Regions from separate parts of the Homo sapiens genome. Here region 1 is linked to region 2. Evidence: chromatin contacts called from ENCODE Hi-C or POLR2A ChIA-PET data. All regions are on one chromosome and are shown on one strand. Each heading gives the region's core, a stretch centred on a gene start or an enhancer-like site at or near the end of the contact. The rest is flanking DNA. Distances are from core to core; before and after follow the strand shown. Region 1 has its middle 69 kb from the start of FN1. Region 2 has its middle 31 kb from the start of FN1.

The links. A loop is a pair of places that touch in the nucleus more often than their neighbours do. ChIA-PET counts read pairs that join two places held with the same protein, here RNA polymerase II (POLR2A). Pooled maps may share reads with other maps.
Region 1: a loop to region 2 is called in a map of endothelial cell of umbilical vein, with 1.9 times the contacts of the local background. The contact joins two enhancer-like sites. A Hi-C loop is called at or near these places in 3 of 168 maps with a recorded cell type or tissue (IMR-90, ascending aorta and endothelial cell of umbilical vein) and 3 of 50 pooled maps. POLR2A ChIA-PET finds 5 or more read pairs at or near these places in 2 of 52 experiments (MCF 10A and activated CD4-positive, alpha-beta T cell).

What each region holds. Positions count from the first base shown.
Region 1 is chr2:215,503,599-215,507,200 of GRCh38, forward strand. No RefSeq gene overlaps it. Among named protein-coding and RNA genes, the nearest start is that of FN1, 69 kb to the left of the region's middle. Within about 2 kb of position 2,098, at least 3 of the 41 ENCODE cell types and tissues checked have a DNase peak (open chromatin) inside an H3K27ac peak, as active enhancers do; they include endothelial cell of umbilical vein, where a contact is called at or near this core.
Region 2 is chr2:215,464,801-215,468,498 of GRCh38, forward strand. No RefSeq gene overlaps it. Among named protein-coding and RNA genes, the nearest start is that of FN1, 31 kb to the left of the region's middle. Within about 2 kb of position 1,576, at least 3 of the 41 ENCODE cell types and tissues checked have a DNase peak (open chromatin) inside an H3K27ac peak, as active enhancers do; they include endothelial cell of umbilical vein, where a contact is called at or near this core.

The DNA of each region.
Region 1 (3,602 bases), core at 848-3,347, 39 kb after region 2:
TGCATAATGATCATTTAAAAAATTCTTTGTATAGCTCTCATAAAAAAGTGACTGTGATAAATGTTTGTGTGTTTGGTGCTCACATTCTATTCTATTATTTAAACAGAATCATTAACTTGTTTGTACTTTACAATCTATTTTTATTTGCACTAAAAACTATTTATTACTACATTATTTCTCTTGAGCTTGGGAGGATGACAGCTTTGCCCTCCCTCCCAATTTAGGATGAATTCATTTACCTTTCTCTTTTTCTGTTCTAGACGGAGTTGTTCCAAAGGATGGGGAAACACCTTCCTTGAAAGGAGCATATCTCATGGAGGCAGCATCAGCATTAGAACCAGGTGAAATCTGAGCCCAGACACTCGATCTAGTTAATTTCTCTGAGCCTTCATTTCTTATTTGCAAAATGGGACTAACAATATAATCCATAAAGTTTCTGTGAGAAAATGCAGGGATAATTATAGAAAGCAGGTAGTGCTGTATCTGGTGGATTAAAGGTCTGTTCCCTTCCCTTTCCTATGGAGGAGGCCATGCCACTAGAAAAACACCTTTAGACCCACAAACTTTTGCTTTTAAATAAAATTAGTTTCCTATTTGTGGGTATCATGAAAATTCTTAGATAGACTTCCACAAAATTTGGAAAGTATTGTTTAGGAAGATCTGATTTAGAATTTGGGTTATGTGGCATATGATAAGAATCACTTTAGGAGATCCTGGGAAGCCTCAAAGAAGTAGGCAGTCATCATACAGGAGCTGAAAGTAGGGTTGAACAAGGGGTATGAATAAACGTCATTTAGGAGAGGCCTGTCATATTCAGTAATATGCCCATAGATGGAACAAAATGGAACATTGGTTTCCAATAGGTCCTTAAATTGAAAGCCATAAGGGTAGGTGCTTTGCAAAGCAGGTATGATTTGTATCCAAATTACCTCTCACATGGGCACCTTGTGGATTTCTCTGGACAGAAGTGCAGCAGGAACCTACTTTTTAATGAATAATGGTTATTGAGTCATTCAAACATCCCAGAATAGCCAGTGGGACCTGGCTGTTCTCCCTTCAAGTTCTTCGCCACCTGTAAGTCACAGAGCCACAGCTGTGGTTCTTCTGCAGGGGCCACAGAGCCCTTCCTCTGCACTTGGAAAAAAATGTCATGTGCTGACTCCAAGAGTGAGTCTTCTGGGGGTACAGGAGACACAGAAACAGAAACTTTCCAAGAAAAACACACTGACTAAACCAAATGACAGAGCAGAAAACATTTTCTGATAAGGCAAAGGGTAATAACTTGGTGAGAATTACACAGGTAATTAAATAGTTGTTTCCAAGGGCTAGGAAAAGACAGGCATCGTCTGTGTTGGACAGAAGGGGAGTTTTGGATTTATTAACATGGATATGAGGGTTTAGGGTTATTTGTGTTTGTGGTAAAGAGCTCAGAGAAGAAGTCTTTATTTACTGCCTAAAGATTTAGTAAGTCAATTTGTTCCCTGCCTTCTATCTCATCCACAGACAATATCTTCTTAAATAGGATACTAGATTGCATGCATGATGTTAAACAAACGTGGAGTAGGAAAATCACCTTATTGAAATAGCTCTTGAGGTGTCCTTAACTCACAAGAACATTGGGAAATTTTCAGACTTTCTCACCAACAGAGGACATAAATACCAAAGGCAAGATGTAAAGTTATGCAAACCTCTGTGGCTGGAATAAATATTTTGTACTTATGGAAAGTCCACTAGAAGACCACTTCTGAATTCAGATCTGTATCAATTAATGGAAGAAAAAAATGGGTTGGAGGAGCCAAATGGGGAATGTTACAAGACGTATTAATGTATAATCAAAATTTAGAAATAGAGGTGGTTCTGAATTGGAATTGGCTTTAGATAAAATACAGAACAGGAAAGAATGGGAGTCCTCTGTTCTAGAAGGGTAGGCTGGCTACAATCGGGTGAATAAGACAATTTCATAAGAAAACGTTTTGAAAGAATATGAGAGGAAACTGCAAGAGCAGAAGAAAGTAATAAACTCATTGCACAAGAATTTCAGAAGAACTAGGGTCAAAAATACAGTCACAATCTGGCAGCTTTCAGGAGGAGGTGGGGAGTAGATAAGGACAAAGAGGTGGGAAGGGAGATAGGGCCAAGTCCAAAGTGCCTTTCAGACTCTCCCTGAGTCAGCAAACCTTGCTTCTTTTTACTTTTACTTTTTCTGTGGGCTCTGAATGGTTCTTTTAATCTATATTCAGGCAGAGTAACAGGCGTGATGAATTTATAATGTAAAAGGTACACTTTGGGAGGCTGAGGCGGGAGGATCACGAAGTCAGGAGATCGAGACCATCCTGGCTAACACGGTGAAACCCCGCCTCTACTAAAGATACAAAAAATTAGCCGGGCGTGGTGGCGGGCGCCTGTAGTCCCAGCTACTCGGGAGGCTGAGGCAGGAGAATGGCGTGAACCCGGGAGGCGGAGGTTGCAGTGAGCCGAGATCACGCCACTGCACTCCAGCCTGGGCGACAGAGTGAGACTCCGCTTCAAAAAAAAAAAAAAAAAAAAAAAGCCAGAAACGCTCACTAGGCAAAAAAAAAAACTTCTCTTCGAGCAGCCTGGTAGGGCCTCTAGCTGGAGAATATTCAGTTGTGTTAAGGCATCTTAGTAGAGCACCAGTGGTATCTGGAAGAAGGTGCCCCCAAAAGCCTCTATCCCTCATCAGCAGGTTTACACAATTCATCGAACAGATTTAATAGTTACAGATTACTCTGTTAACTAGATTTTGAGAAAACAGTGCAGAGTGTTGGCAGAGCAAAGAGAGAAAATCAAATTCTGGAGTGTGGAATGTTTACCCAAAAGAAATGGCAGTAGCAGGAACTAGGAGCCTGAAGGGGGTGCCTTTGTGTAAAAATGTTTTTGATTTCTGATGCCTACAGCTGGATTTTTAATGTAGCTCAAGTCCGACAGAATGCAGGTAGGAAAAAGAAAGCAGCAATGAATTGTTTGCCTCTTCTTTAAACTCTGTTTCTGAAAATAAAATTTGTTAGTATTTTAAACTTAAAACCCTTCATGATTATTATATCCTTAGTTCTTATGTGTCACTGATATACTAAAATAGGTTGTGAATATGATAGAAAGTGAGATGAAAGAGAGAGAGTGTGGTAAGGCTGTGGGTCTGTGAAACTCCAAGGCCAGATGCTGCTCACCTTATTATGGAACAGGTATGTTGATTCAAGCACAGGGTCAAAGGAATGGGCCAGGGTGACTCTTTTTGGAATAATAGTGAACATGTGTTACTCACTCATAGACTCAACCTGCTGATTAATATATGTTATCTCTTGAATTTGAGAATGAAGTTGTACAATTCCCATTTATAGTTGTGGAAGCTAAGGCTCAGAGATACACAGTAACTTGCTGTGTAGCCAGTTGTGGCAAAAAAAAAAAAAAAAAAAAAAGAATTTGTATTTATTTCTGTCTGATCCTAAACAGGTGTTTTCCAGGTATGCACCCTTCCTGCTCACATTTTGATTGGTTTTGAATTCTTGTGTATTATTGACTGTCTACTTCACTAACATCAAGTATAAAACAAAAAATGTATTGCAGCCTAATGTTTAGCTTCT
Region 2 (3,698 bases), core at 326-2,825:
CTTCCTAGGGCAAATGATGTCATTTTATTTGACTCCTTTTCTGTTTTAGCTGAGTTTTTTCCAGCTACTTTAATAAAGAATTAATGATAAATTTTTTCTCTACTTGTATTACTTCAGCAGATTAATTTTCCATTTTGTCCACGTAGAGATTAAGATGGTAGCATCCCTATACAAAATCTTATTACCCATATTCACTTGGAAAAATATCATGAAAAGGTTTTACTAAAATGAATGAGGTGAAGCCATTCAGTTTTGACTGTAAGTTTCAGAGGTCGTTTCATCAATGCGTAAGTAGCCTAAAGACTTCACTGGAGTTTTATAAGAATGCAAAAGAGAAAAGCAAACCTACGAAGACGCATAAAAATTATGAACTCTGGGAGTTATCTAATTTACACATGGTTTCTTTTCATAAATTCAGGCAGAAGCGTAACCTATTTCTCACCCCTAGTTTTTGGAACTTCTTCCTGTTCCTATGCTTGGTTACGTGTGGATTCGGTCTAGACATACCATCCATTAAGCAACCAATTTCACAGTTAAGTGAGTTGTCTGTGTTTAGATTTCCTGTTGCCCTCTTAAACCCTATTGTCTTCATCTCTTGTGATCATCAAATTATATACATCATGGGTATCCTATTTCAGAGATATGACCCAGTGGCTCTCATCTTAGCTCTCATCTTAGTGGCATCTCATCTTCATTCCTGGTAGAATTCCCACCCTTTGCTGTTCCACATGATTTTCTTTTGCCCTAGAGCAATTGTCTCAATGTACAATTGAGCCTTGATAAGGAAGTCTTCAGGAAATTCTTTGATGATGACAGGCATGTTTGTATTCCTACCCATGTTAATGAGACAAACATGAAATCAGTTTGAAAACCTTAATGCTGTTAAATTTTAATTAATGTAATTTTTCTTCTGATGCCTCCTTCAAGGAAGCATAATTAATTCTTCTCTCACATTTCTTTCAGTTCTCATTAACCTCCTCCCCAAAAGAAGTGCCACTTTTTCTAAAATTTCAAATATGAACTACTGAAGTTATTGTCCTAAGAGATTTTTAAATCAAATATATATTCAAGTGTGAAGAAAATTAACTCTCTATCAAAAGCTCAGAAACAAGAGATAACATGATGTAGTCATCTACCAAGCAGCACTTCTCTTATTTGGGAAAGTAACATTCTATTCCTCAGTCACACCCATCCATCTGCCCCCTCCAGGTGTCTGACAAGAGCATCTCTAAAGGTAGTGGGGCTGGGAGGAGCTACTAACTTTTTCTGAACCAGGCAACTAAAGTTATAACCTCATGCCAGTGGTTTACAACTTTTTTAACTTACATTTTATCTAATTGAGAAACAAATTAAAAAGCCAGATGTTTCTGTGACTGAGGTTCAAAAAATTAGCCCATCCCTAAACAATACTGGTCAAGTCTCTTTCAATTGCAAGCATCCAAAATCTCACTCTAACTGGCCTGAGCAAATGAGTTAACATGTTGGCTCCTATAATTGAAAAGTTCACAGGCATCAAACACAGCTGGATGCAGATGTTTAATATGTGTCATCAGAACTTGGACTCTTTTTCAATACTCCTGGCCCTGCCTTCTCCACATTGGCTTGTTTTCAGGCAGGACTCCTCCCATCCACAAATATACAGTGATAAGATGTCTAGCAGCAGTTCCAGGCTTTTATTCTCCTAATTTAGCAGAGGGAAGAATGCCTCTTTCTCCATTGATGCACTCTTTCAGAGACTCAGTAAACAGCATCTGTCTTTGCTGCGTAGATTTGGAACCATTGAGAAATAAGAAAATAAGGAGCCCAAATACCACCCTTATTACTGATAAAGTTGGCCTTAGATGTCAGTTGGCCTCAGATGGACTTCTTAATATGAACCATATAACCAGGCAGACTTTCTACTCAGTCCTGGACTGGGTCTCCCAAAGGGGCCTCTGTGAGCAAGCTGGCCTAGTGAACGTGCCCCATTTATTCTTTTCAAATTTACCAATTAGATAAGTCATTCTTCCTTGAAGACTGGGAGGAGGGGTTGAGAAAGGCCAGAGCTGTTGCATCTAGCGAAGCTGGAGATGTCATGAATGTGGAGAAAGTTCTGACCTAGTATCTCCTGGCTCTTTTTTTTCTTAACCCCCTGAATTAACTATTAAACCCATGAGCAGCCAGAAATGTGGCTGCCTCCCTCCAAGGACAGTTTTATTCCCTCCTTTATAGGGCCACCCCCAATAGTGAAAACCACTTCATTGAGGATCCCTCTGGATCTTCAGTGGTCACCCAGAGCTCTGAAGTGGGTTAGAGCAAAACAGGCATAACTCAGAGATATTGTGGGTTTAATTCTAGACGACCCTAATAAAGCCAAGATTGCAATATAGCAAGTTGCACAAACTTTTTGGTTTCTCAGTGGATACAAAAATGATATTTCTACTACACCGTAGTCTTTTAAGTGCGCAATAGCATTCTGTCTAAAGAAACAATGTACATACCTTAGTTAAAAATGCCTTATTGCAGCCAGGCATGGTGGCTCACGCCTGTGATCCCAGCACTATGGGAGGCCCAGGTGGGCGGATCACGAGGTGAGGAGTTCAAGACCAGCCTGACCAACATGGTGAAACCCCGCCTCTACTAAAAATACAAAAATTAGCCAGGCACGGTGGTGTGCACCTGTAATCCCAGCTACTCAGGAGGCTGACACAGGAGAATAGCTTGAACCTGGGAGGTGGAGGTTGCAGTGAGCCGAGATCGTGGCACTGCACTCCAGCCTGGGTGACAGAGGGAGACTCTGTCCCAAAAAACAAACAAACAAAAAACCAAAAAAACCCAATCTTATTGTTAATAAATGCCAATGATGATCATCTGAGCCTTTAACATGTTGTAATATTTTTGCTGGTGGAGGGTCTTCCCTCTATGTTAATGACTGCTGACTGATCAGGGTGGTGGTTGCTGAAGTTTCTTAGAATAAGACATCAATGAAGTTTGCCACATCAATTGACTTTTCCTTTCACAAAAGTTTTCTCTGTAGCCTGTGATACTGTTTGAAAGCATTTTACCCGCAGTAGAACTTCTTTCAAAATTGGAATAAATCCCCTGAAACTCTACCACTGTTTTATCTGCTATGTTTATGGAATAGTCTAATGAAGCTGTCATTTCAACATGTTCACAGCATCTTCACAAGGTGTAGATTCCATCTCAAGAAACCACTTTCTTTGTTCTTCCATAAGAAGCAACTCCTCATCTGTTAAAGTTTGATTAAGAGATTGCAGCAATCCACTTACATCTTCAGGATCCACTTCTAATTCTAGTTCCCTAACTATTTCTACCATATCTGCAGTGACTTCCTTCACTGAAGCTTTGGATCCCTCAAAGTCATCCATGAAAATTAGAATAAATTTCTTCCAAACTTCTGTTAATGTTGAAAATGTGATCTCCTCCCGTGAATCATGAATGCTCTTAATGGCATCTGGAATGGTAAAACCTTTCCAGGTTTTCAATGTACTTTGCCCAGATCCATCAGAGGAATCACTATCTATGGCAGCTATAGCCTTACCAAATGTATTTCTTTAACCATAAGACTTGAGACTGGGCGCCGTGGCTCACGCCTGTAATCCCAGCACTTTGGGAGGCCGAGGTGGGCGGATCACGAGGTCAGGAAATCAAGACCATCCTGGCTAACATTGTGAAACCCCGTCTCTACTAAAAATACA